2 separate regions of the Mus musculus genome follow, and region 1 is linked to region 2. The links are chromatin contacts, found by POLR2A ChIA-PET in ENCODE. All regions are on one chromosome and are shown on one strand. Each heading gives the region's core, a stretch centred on a gene start or an enhancer-like site at or near the end of the contact. The rest is flanking DNA. Distances are from core to core; before and after follow the strand shown.

What was found. ChIA-PET counts read pairs that join two places held with the same protein, here RNA polymerase II (POLR2A).
Region 1: POLR2A ChIA-PET joins it to region 2 with 10 read pairs in embryonic stem cell. The contact joins the promoter of Bud13 here to the promoter of Sidt2 in region 2. POLR2A ChIA-PET finds 5 or more read pairs at or near these places in 3 of 5 experiments (Patski and embryonic stem cell).

The regions. Positions count from the first base shown.
Region 1 is chr9:46,280,240-46,284,562 of GRCm38, forward strand. Bud13 (BUD13 homolog) reads left to right here and starts at 2,773. Exons shown (of 10, transcript NM_146000.2): 1 at 2,773-2,934. The coding sequence starts at 2,792. It overlaps Zpr1 (ZPR1 zinc finger), which reads left to right. Exons shown (of 14, transcript NM_011752.2): 14 at 799-2,404. The coding sequence ends at 933.
Region 2 is chr9:45,953,270-45,957,712 of GRCm38, forward strand. Sidt2 (SID1 transmembrane family, member 2) reads right to left here and starts at 1,980. Exons shown (of 26, transcript NM_172257.4): 1 at 1,455-1,980. The coding sequence starts at 1,637. A830035O19Rik (RIKEN cDNA A830035O19 gene) reads left to right here and starts at 717. Exons shown (of 1, transcript NR_152206.1): 1 at 717-2,729.

The DNA of each region.
Region 1 (4,323 bases), core at 1,523-4,022, 330 kb after region 2:
TTCAAGACTGTCTTAAGATACAATAATGTGAAGAAAAAGCCAAGAGTAACTGTTTACCTGGCTAGCGTGCTCAGGGCCCTAGGTACAGAGTGAATATATAAGAAAGTAGGACCTCCTCTTCCTGGGTCTGCTTGTCTTGTTCTTATTCTCACCCTCAGCATTGGAGCTTCCATTCTGCATCTGACTGTGAAGTAAGGAGCAATAGGAACCTGGCCAGAGGTCAGGACAGGAAAGCCGAGAGGTGTTGGCTGAACGGGCAAGCAAACATCTGGCAATTGATCCATATCAAACTGCAGCAAAATTGTGTTGAACCTGGGGCCTCCTCCTTACTTTAGTATTAATGAGCACTGATGGGCCTGGCAAAACTGGCCTAGTTTTTCACATAATTAAGATCATTGTGGTCCCCCTCCCTCAAAACCTTTTTTTTTTTTTTTGAGACAAGTCTTTGTTATGTAGCCTGGCTGGCTTTAAATTTGTAATCTTTCTGCCTCAGTCTCCAGAGTGCTGAGATTATAAGCAATCACCAACTTTGGCTACATTTTTTATAGGAAGGCCCATATATAAAAGTACTTAGAACTGGGGGTTAAACACTTGTATGCATGTACAGGGGCTTGGGTTTGATACTAGCATACACACACACACACACACACACACACACACACTTTTGCAGAATGTAGCCGTGGGCTCTAGAGACCCTGCAAATCCTGTGCATTTCTTCGGAGGTTGAGAGTCAGCCGTGGGAGGGGATGGCGGGCTGCACAGGCGCTGACCGTCGTCTGTCTGCTCTTGGCCCTGCAGAATGTGTATGCACCTGAAGACGATCCAGAGATGAAGGTCGAGCGGTACAAACGCACCTTTGACCAAAATGAGGAGCTCGGGCTCAATGACATGAAGACAGAGGGCTATGAGGCGGGCCTGGCCCCACAGCGGTAGCAGTGGCCAGCTCACTGGCCAGCTACAGTGCCACTCACACTGCAGGGTTATCTGTTACTGTGGGGAACTGACGAGGAGTGCTCAAGCCCTCGTCCATGGTGAAGAGGTTACCACTTGAGTTAGAAATGTAAGCACCCAAGATTAGCAGCTGACGGACGAGGCAGCTGCAGCCCTACTGTGCTCCTTGACCTTCTTTTGGAGGTTTTAAAGTCGGCGTGAGAAGAATCCCAGAAACACCAGGCGGTCTGCCATCACCGTTTGCCTGTCAGCTCTCTGACCTCCAGTGCTGGACCTTTGAAGTCTGGGGAAGTGAAATACAAGTTTCTGCTGGCTCTGGGCATGTGAAGTACTGACTCAGCAGGGAAGGATGTCGGAGGGGCCGAGCAGGCACAGGTGAAGACGCCACATTAAAGTGATGGCCTTTAAACGACACCCGCCTCTGCGTTCATGTCCTTACTGATTACCATGTGCTAGACTAAGCTGGGTCACACTGAGTCACACTCAGCTCCGAGGAGACTGAGGACAGCTTGGGCCATGCAGTGAGAGTCCGTCTTCATGAAAAGAAATGAGGAAGGAAAAACCAGTTTAGTTTCCTAAGCAAATCTTTCTTGAGGTGGCTGCTGTAGAGGCAGCATTTGATTCACTCCAATAGGCCATCCTGTCTGCTCTGAGCCAGGTACACCTGTGTGGAGTCTAGCTGTTCTCATGCAGCTTAAAGCAGTCTGGAAAAGCAGGGTGGCACACACCTTTAATCCCAGCAGAGGCAGGTGGTTCTATGAGTTTGAAGCCGATTTGGTCTACAGAGGAAGTTCCAGGACAGCCTGGGCTACACAGAAAAACCCTGATTCAAGACAAAACGAATTCAAACTGGATAACCAGCACCATCCTTGTTTGGCCTCTGCTAGCAAAAATTAGAGCCAGGCAGTATGAAGATGTGTGGGTTCCTGTACTTACCCGAAAGTTCTTATTATCTATAAAGGAGGCTAATAAAACTGAAGGGTAGGTCATGGTGTCCAGCCACTTGAGAGGCTGAGGAGGAAGGCTAACAAATTCAGGGGCAGCTTAGGCAATTTAGATCTTCAACATTCAAAAGAGTGGGGATGTAGTTCTATAGAACTCCTGCATACCATGTGCAAAAGGCCTTGGGTTTAATCCTCGGTGCTGGATGAAAGAAAAAAAAATTGTGAGGGTTAAGTGAGAAGTCATAAAACACTTAACCCTTTATAGAAGAAACTCCAGAATCTTCCTGGTTTCTTTGCCACACTGACCACGAATCCATTTCACTGGGAAGAGTTTATATCATTTTTTAGAAAGACATATCAAAGGTGAGAAGGTCAGTACAGGTTTGATAAAAACCTATCAAACTTTTATAGTCACAAGTTTGACTTCCCCTAAATGGTACCCGGAAGCCTCTTCCAGCAGACTTCCCACCAAAAGGTATTTATAGCAATAAAAGTGATTGAAATTGAAACGTTTGGTACAGCGTCCATTATTAAAACGCTGCTCAAGAATGTGCCCCTAGTGGTACAGCTATGGTAAGTCCCACCATTCATACAGGTGTTCTTCCTTACTCTGGCGCTGATGCTGCCAGGGTAGGATCATGTTACATCGGCCTGTGGCTTCTCAGCTGAGACAGCGTGGGCTGCAGGCTGTTGCACCGATTCGTCGTCTCAGGAAAAGCACAGCCAGCCCGAGATGCACGCACTCTCCCCTGGAGCCTCTTAAGGCTCAAGTCTTTAAGTCCAGCAGTTCAAAAAGTCCCCGTCCTAAAGCTTCCGCTTCTGGCTCCACCCCTACCGTTTCGCGTTGAAGAATTTTGTCCCCCACGCCGAGCTGTTGCCCCGCCCTCGCCGCTGCCATGGCGGCAGCTCCGCCACTCACCAAAGCTGAGTATCTGAAGCGTTACTTGTCTGGGACAGATGCTGGCTTGGAAGGAGGTCCCGAGGCCGGTCGCAAGCGGCGCAAAAAACGGCCGAAGCCTGGAGGCGCTGGCGGCAAGGGGTGAGTGGACTGGTGAGGTGTCGCGCTGCCCGGTGGCGCCCTCGGCCGCAGCTCTTCCTCGTCCTGGCCCGCGCGGTGCTGCCGACCCCGGCCCGAGCTCAGGCCCCGCTCCACTGCCCCGGGGCGGGATTGTAGCTGCCACTGGCAGCTCAGACCTCATCCTCTGAGCAGCGCCTTCCTTGTGTTAAAGGCAGCTAGAACTTAACTCACTTTCTCCCCGCGTTTGTAGCTTACGTCGTTCCATGTACAGATTGAAAGTCGTGTCCAAGAATAGCAAAGCTGATTCAAACCTTTTTCTTTCTCACTTTATTTCTCTCTTTCTCCCTTCCCTTCTCTTTCTTTCCTTCTTCTTTTTCTCTTCCCTCTTCTTTCTTTCTTTCTTTCTTTCTTTCTTTCTTTCTAGATCCAAAAATCTCTTTCTGAGGGTTCCAAAGTGCCAGGAACTGATCTGGAATCAAAGACCCATATCCTATTACTCACATCTACTACTAACAGTAACAACTAAAATGGGAACAGTTCACATCCTGTGCCTGGCCTCTTTCTAAAATAGTTGACCATATAGCTTTCAGAACATTGTAATGGAGCAGACATTTATATTAAACACTATACTTCCAGATTGCAAAGAGATGTGCTGAGACAGAGTTCAGATGAAATGTCCATTAGTAACTTGGCCACTGGAATCTGGAAAGGTTGGGTTAGGATATCCAACATCAACCTACAGAACAAAAGGAAATGTCTGTATTTGTAGGCTTTAGAGCAGCAGCCCTAAGTTTAGCAGCTTACTGAAGGTGCTATTTTGGATAGAAAGTTGAAACTCTGGGGGCTAATTCCATTCTCACACTCCACCCCCAGGTCTACTAAATGCTTATCAGCTTAAAGAGAGTACTAGATAGGATACAAAGTGTGGCTCACCCTCTCTGTGGGGCAGTATCATGGTCTAACAGTATTATTACCGTATGGTCCATTGAACTGGGTCGAATTAGTCCCTCATTTCCACACTTCTCTTCATTAGAGCTTGAGCATGACCTCATTTATAGATGGAATCTTTGTGGTGTTACCAGTTAAGATGAGCCTATATTCAGTTAAGGTGGTGTTGAATTCAGTGTGGCTGATGTCCCTGGAAGAAGGGGCAATGGCATGCAGGGGGAAAGTTTAAGCTTTGGAGCAATACTGATTAGAATTAGAATCCTAGCTGTGCTACTTATAGCCTGAGTGGTCCAGGGCAAGAGATGTTCATCTCAGCCGGGCGTGGTGGCACACGCCTTTAATCCCAGCACTCGGGAGGCAGAGGCAGGCGGATTTCTGAGTTTGAGGCCAGCCTGGTCTACAAAGTGAGTTCCAGGACAGCCAGGGCTACACAGAGAAACCCTGTCTCAAAAAACCAAAAAA
Region 2 (4,443 bases), core at 730-3,229:
TTCAAACTCAGCTCTCTGTTCCTCAGACACATGACTCTACAGACTGCAGGCTGAGCTCTGCCCTGTGCCGTCCATCCTGGCCAGCCAGGACACTGTCTGTGCTTCTCCTTGTGAGGGAACAGGCCAAGTTTCTAGAAATGACTGACACTGTCCGGTCCGAGGCTTGAAGAAGCTCGCTCTTGGAAGAACGGGTATACAGAGCAGCAGAACCCAGGCAACAGCAGGGATATGCAGCGGAGACCTTAGAAGGTTCCAGGATAGCCCACATGCACACACATGTTATAGACACGTGTCTACACACGTCCCTGTGCACACACTGTCACGGGAGATCAAGACGTGCCCTCAAGCCCTCAATCTTCTTCCTCATGAACTAGGAAAGCAGCAAGAAGCTCCGGTTCCACTGCTACTCTGGAGGCCAGAGCCCTGCAGGGAGGGGTGTAGGGAACTGTGTCGAAATACAAGTTGTCTCTCTAGTTCTGACCATGGGCCAAGCTCTGAAGTGACTTTCCATCTGAACCTTGATTCACCCTCTCTAAGAAAATAAAGAAATAACCCACCCTCTCTGCTGCGGACAAAGCTACACAGGACAGTGGGCGTTTAAAAGTGAAGAAATCACAACTGCAGACAACTAGTTACTAGGTTGCTGAAACCAAATCTAGGGGTAACGTTTCCCTGAGGGGTAGGTGCCACTTCCGGGATGATCCTGGAAATGGTACTCAAAAGGGGAGATCAGACTTCAAGGAAATGGATCCTGATGGTTGATCATGGCCTGCCAGAAACCAAACTCCTCTCCCTCCCAAAGAAAGCCTCAGGTGCCTCCTCCTCAACTCCAGTGCTTCCGAGTCAATCCAGATCGGGCCTTGGAGAATGAGCAAGAGAGCTAGGCAGGCCACACAGCCAGGCAGCAAGAATCTCCCAGGCTGTGCTCTGCCTGGGCCCAGCTCTGCCAGCCTTCTTTCTACTTTCACTACTGGGAAGAAATGAGTAAGAAGTCGGAGATAGTTCTGTCTTAGAAACAAACTCCCTTTTCTCTTGCCACTCAGCCTTCGAGGGCCTTATCTTGTCACCTTCAACTTACAAGGCCAGCTGGCTTTCTGAGGCAAGGAGGTCTGTCTCCTTCACCTCCCTGTGACCGAGCTCTTTCAATTCTAAGTTGGCCCCATCTGGAGTTGTCTGAGCCACGCAAGGCTGGGAGCCTGTTTTCCCCTCACCCCGACCTCACAGACTGAGAGCTAGATTGAGAGCCAGGTCACAGAGCAGACCAGACCGGTCCTGATCACAGCTGGTGGCAGGGAACTTCCCAAGCTGCCCCGCTGGAGCTGCCCGGGAATGCTGGTGGAAACCAGGTCTTGGCAGGGGGAGGGCGGCTCAAAGGCTGGCGGAGAGGAAAGGGGCAGCATCAAGTCCAGGCCGGGCGCCCACCCGCTCGGCCGCCCGTGGAGTCCCGCGCTCACCCGGTTGCGGGTCACGGTGTGGTTGAAGGTGTAGATGTTGACCAGCTCGCTGTTGACGTCGTCCGCGTAGGTGCGCTCAAACTCCGCGTCTTTCTGCGAGACGTTCTTGGGCCCCAGGGCCCCCAGGTGGCTCTCGACGGAGGCCACCAAGAGCACGCACAAGGGCAGACGCCAGGCGATCATGGCCCGGGACGGCGGGGATTGGCGACGGGACGGCGACCGGGCGCGTTGCGGCTGCCGCAGCAGCTTCCAGCATCTCACCGGGACCAGAACTTTAACCCCGGCCTCAGATAGGACGCGTCCCCTCCCTGGAGCCGCTCCTGGGCCTCGCGCGGATCCCGGCTCGCGAGGGCGGCACCGCGACCCGCTACCCCAGCCCGGCCCAGCCCGGCCCAGCCCGGCTGGAGACCCGGCGTCCGCTCGCGCCCGGAGAGCCGAGGCGGCGGTGGCCCTGGCCCGAAGGCTTCCCGGACGCGGGCCCTTTAAGGGCGGCGGACGCGGCGCAGAACTCGGAGCTACCAGGAGCTGCGCCGCGGTAAACAGCGGGCTGTGCCCGCCCGCTTACGTCATGGGAAACCGACGCGGATTTAAAGGGCCAGGCTGCCTCTACTTCCCACGCAGCCGTCGCCGCCTCCTTCCTTCGCTGTCCTGTGAGCGTCTGGAGTTGGGTTTTTCACGAAGGATCACTAAGTATTGGATTCTTGCTTTTGTGGTCCGCGTTTTTTTGGCTTTTTGAGACGGCTCACATAACTCAGGCTGGTCTGGAACTGGTCGTGTAAGTTTGGAGAGTCTTGAACGCCTGATCCTCCTCCCACCTCTACTGCTGGGTGTTGGCATTGCTGGCAAGATTCACAGAGCCCAGTAAGTGCAGGGTCTTGCTGACAGATGATTTCTTTGCTCAAGACAGGAATTGTGCTCCAAAATCATTACCCCAGCATCATTCTTTTTCCCTCATTGGCTCATAAAAGCGCCTGCCCACTGAGAGCAGCTCAGCGGCCGCTCCCCTCTCACAGTAGAGGGGATAACCAGAACCAGGGCACCATAACCAGGATGCCTTCCAACCTGTGAGCTCTGTCCCTACTCTGCAGAAACTGCTTTGTTTGTTTGAACAAAGCCCACGGAAAGATTCTGACCTTTCGTTGTCAACTGGCAAAAACCTTTCTGAGGAACTGTTTTGGCTTAGGCTTAAAAGAGCTCTATACCCTTCAACCCAGTCATTCCACTCCAGGGACTGTGTCCTACGAATAAGAAATACAAATAAAATATGGGGACAGCAATTTGCATCCCTGTGATCTTGAGAAAGCTCAAAGGAAACTGCTTGTTCACAGTGAAGGAAGAGGTGGTCAGAGATACTACTATGAAGTTAAGCAGATAGATTCTTAATACCATCAAAGGGACATCTAAGGAGGGAATTCAAGAATAACATTATATAAGTGGTATATAATCCAAACTTCAGACATAAATAGGAAAATATGCACAAGAACCGAGCTGAGATGGCTTATCAGGAAGAGGCACTTGCCATGGAAAGCCCGGCCTGAGCTCTACACCAGGGAGGAGAGAACTAACTCCACAAATTTGTTCTCTGACTTCCACAGACACCTGGCAACATGTGCTTGCGCACTTCACACACAGACACATGAACAATAATAAATTATATATATATATATACACACACACACACACACACACACACACATGTACAAGGGTGGATGAAGTGTCTCAGTGGGTGCGGGTGCTTGCCAAGATGCCTGATGACCATCTCTGGGACCCAAAAGGTGGAAGAGGGGAAAAACCTGACTCTGCAAGTTGTCATCCGCCCTCCACATGCATGCTGTAGCACCTCTGAAACATACACATATACACAATATGTAATTAAAGGTCATTACAAAGAACACAGACACACACACAGACACACAGACACACACATACACACACACACACACTTGGGTTCCATCCTGTTAGGAAAAGTATCGGTTCAGGGAGCCCCAAACCAAGTTCTCAGCACAAAGGAAGATTGATTTGCCACAGAAGGCATGGAATATGAGACAAAGACAGGAGACAGTGGATGAGGGAGAAGGGGAAGGGGTATTTGAGGACAAAGGACTGCCTCTGGCTAGAGAGGAGACAAATGTGGCCCATAGGGAAATGATGGTTTATAAAGGTAAAATGGGAAACTCCATGTTAGGATGAGGCGTTTAATTTTAATTGGGCATGTTAATTAGGCGAGCCAAAGGGAGCTTTTGATTGCTGGACTTCAACACTTTGATAGCTGGACCTTGGTAATCAACCTCAGGTGAAAGGATTGGCTAAATTAAGGAACAGACCTTGGGGGCTAGCTTTAGGAATGTATAATGTCTTTTTAGAAAGACAAATGGGGGAGAAGGGCAAGGCCTGCCAAGCCATGCTCACCAAGCTCAAGCTGTCAGAGTCCCTTCAAACCCCCAGTATGGTAAGTAAATAAATAACGTGTGCTACAATTGGATGTATTGTATTTCTGTAGACAAATTTTGTGTTTAAAGAAAAAAAATGGGCTGGAGAGATGGCTCAGCAGTTAAGAGCACTGACTGCTCTTCCGAAGCTCCCGAGTTCAAATCTCAGCAACCACATGGGGTATCACAACCACCTGTAATGTGGGATCTGATGCCCTCTTCTGGTGTGTCTAAAGACAGCTACAGTGTACTTACACATAATACATAAATAAATCTTTATACAAAAAATATGGCCAACCCTGAAGCTGTCAGATGTCCTGGCTAGGAGCATGTAGGCTAGTACCCCCTTTCTCAGAGTACTATCCATTGACAAGATTATAGCAGTCTGGACTGTCTTCTAAGGGGACATTCTTCCAACTACCAGCTATAAATATTTATGAATTCCCACAACTATTAATAAGTACCTACTATGCCCTTTTCTAAATTAATGGGTAAAAAGCAGAATTATAGCTGGCCTGTTTAAGCACAGCATGTTTGAAGAAGTAGACCACAGCAGGAGC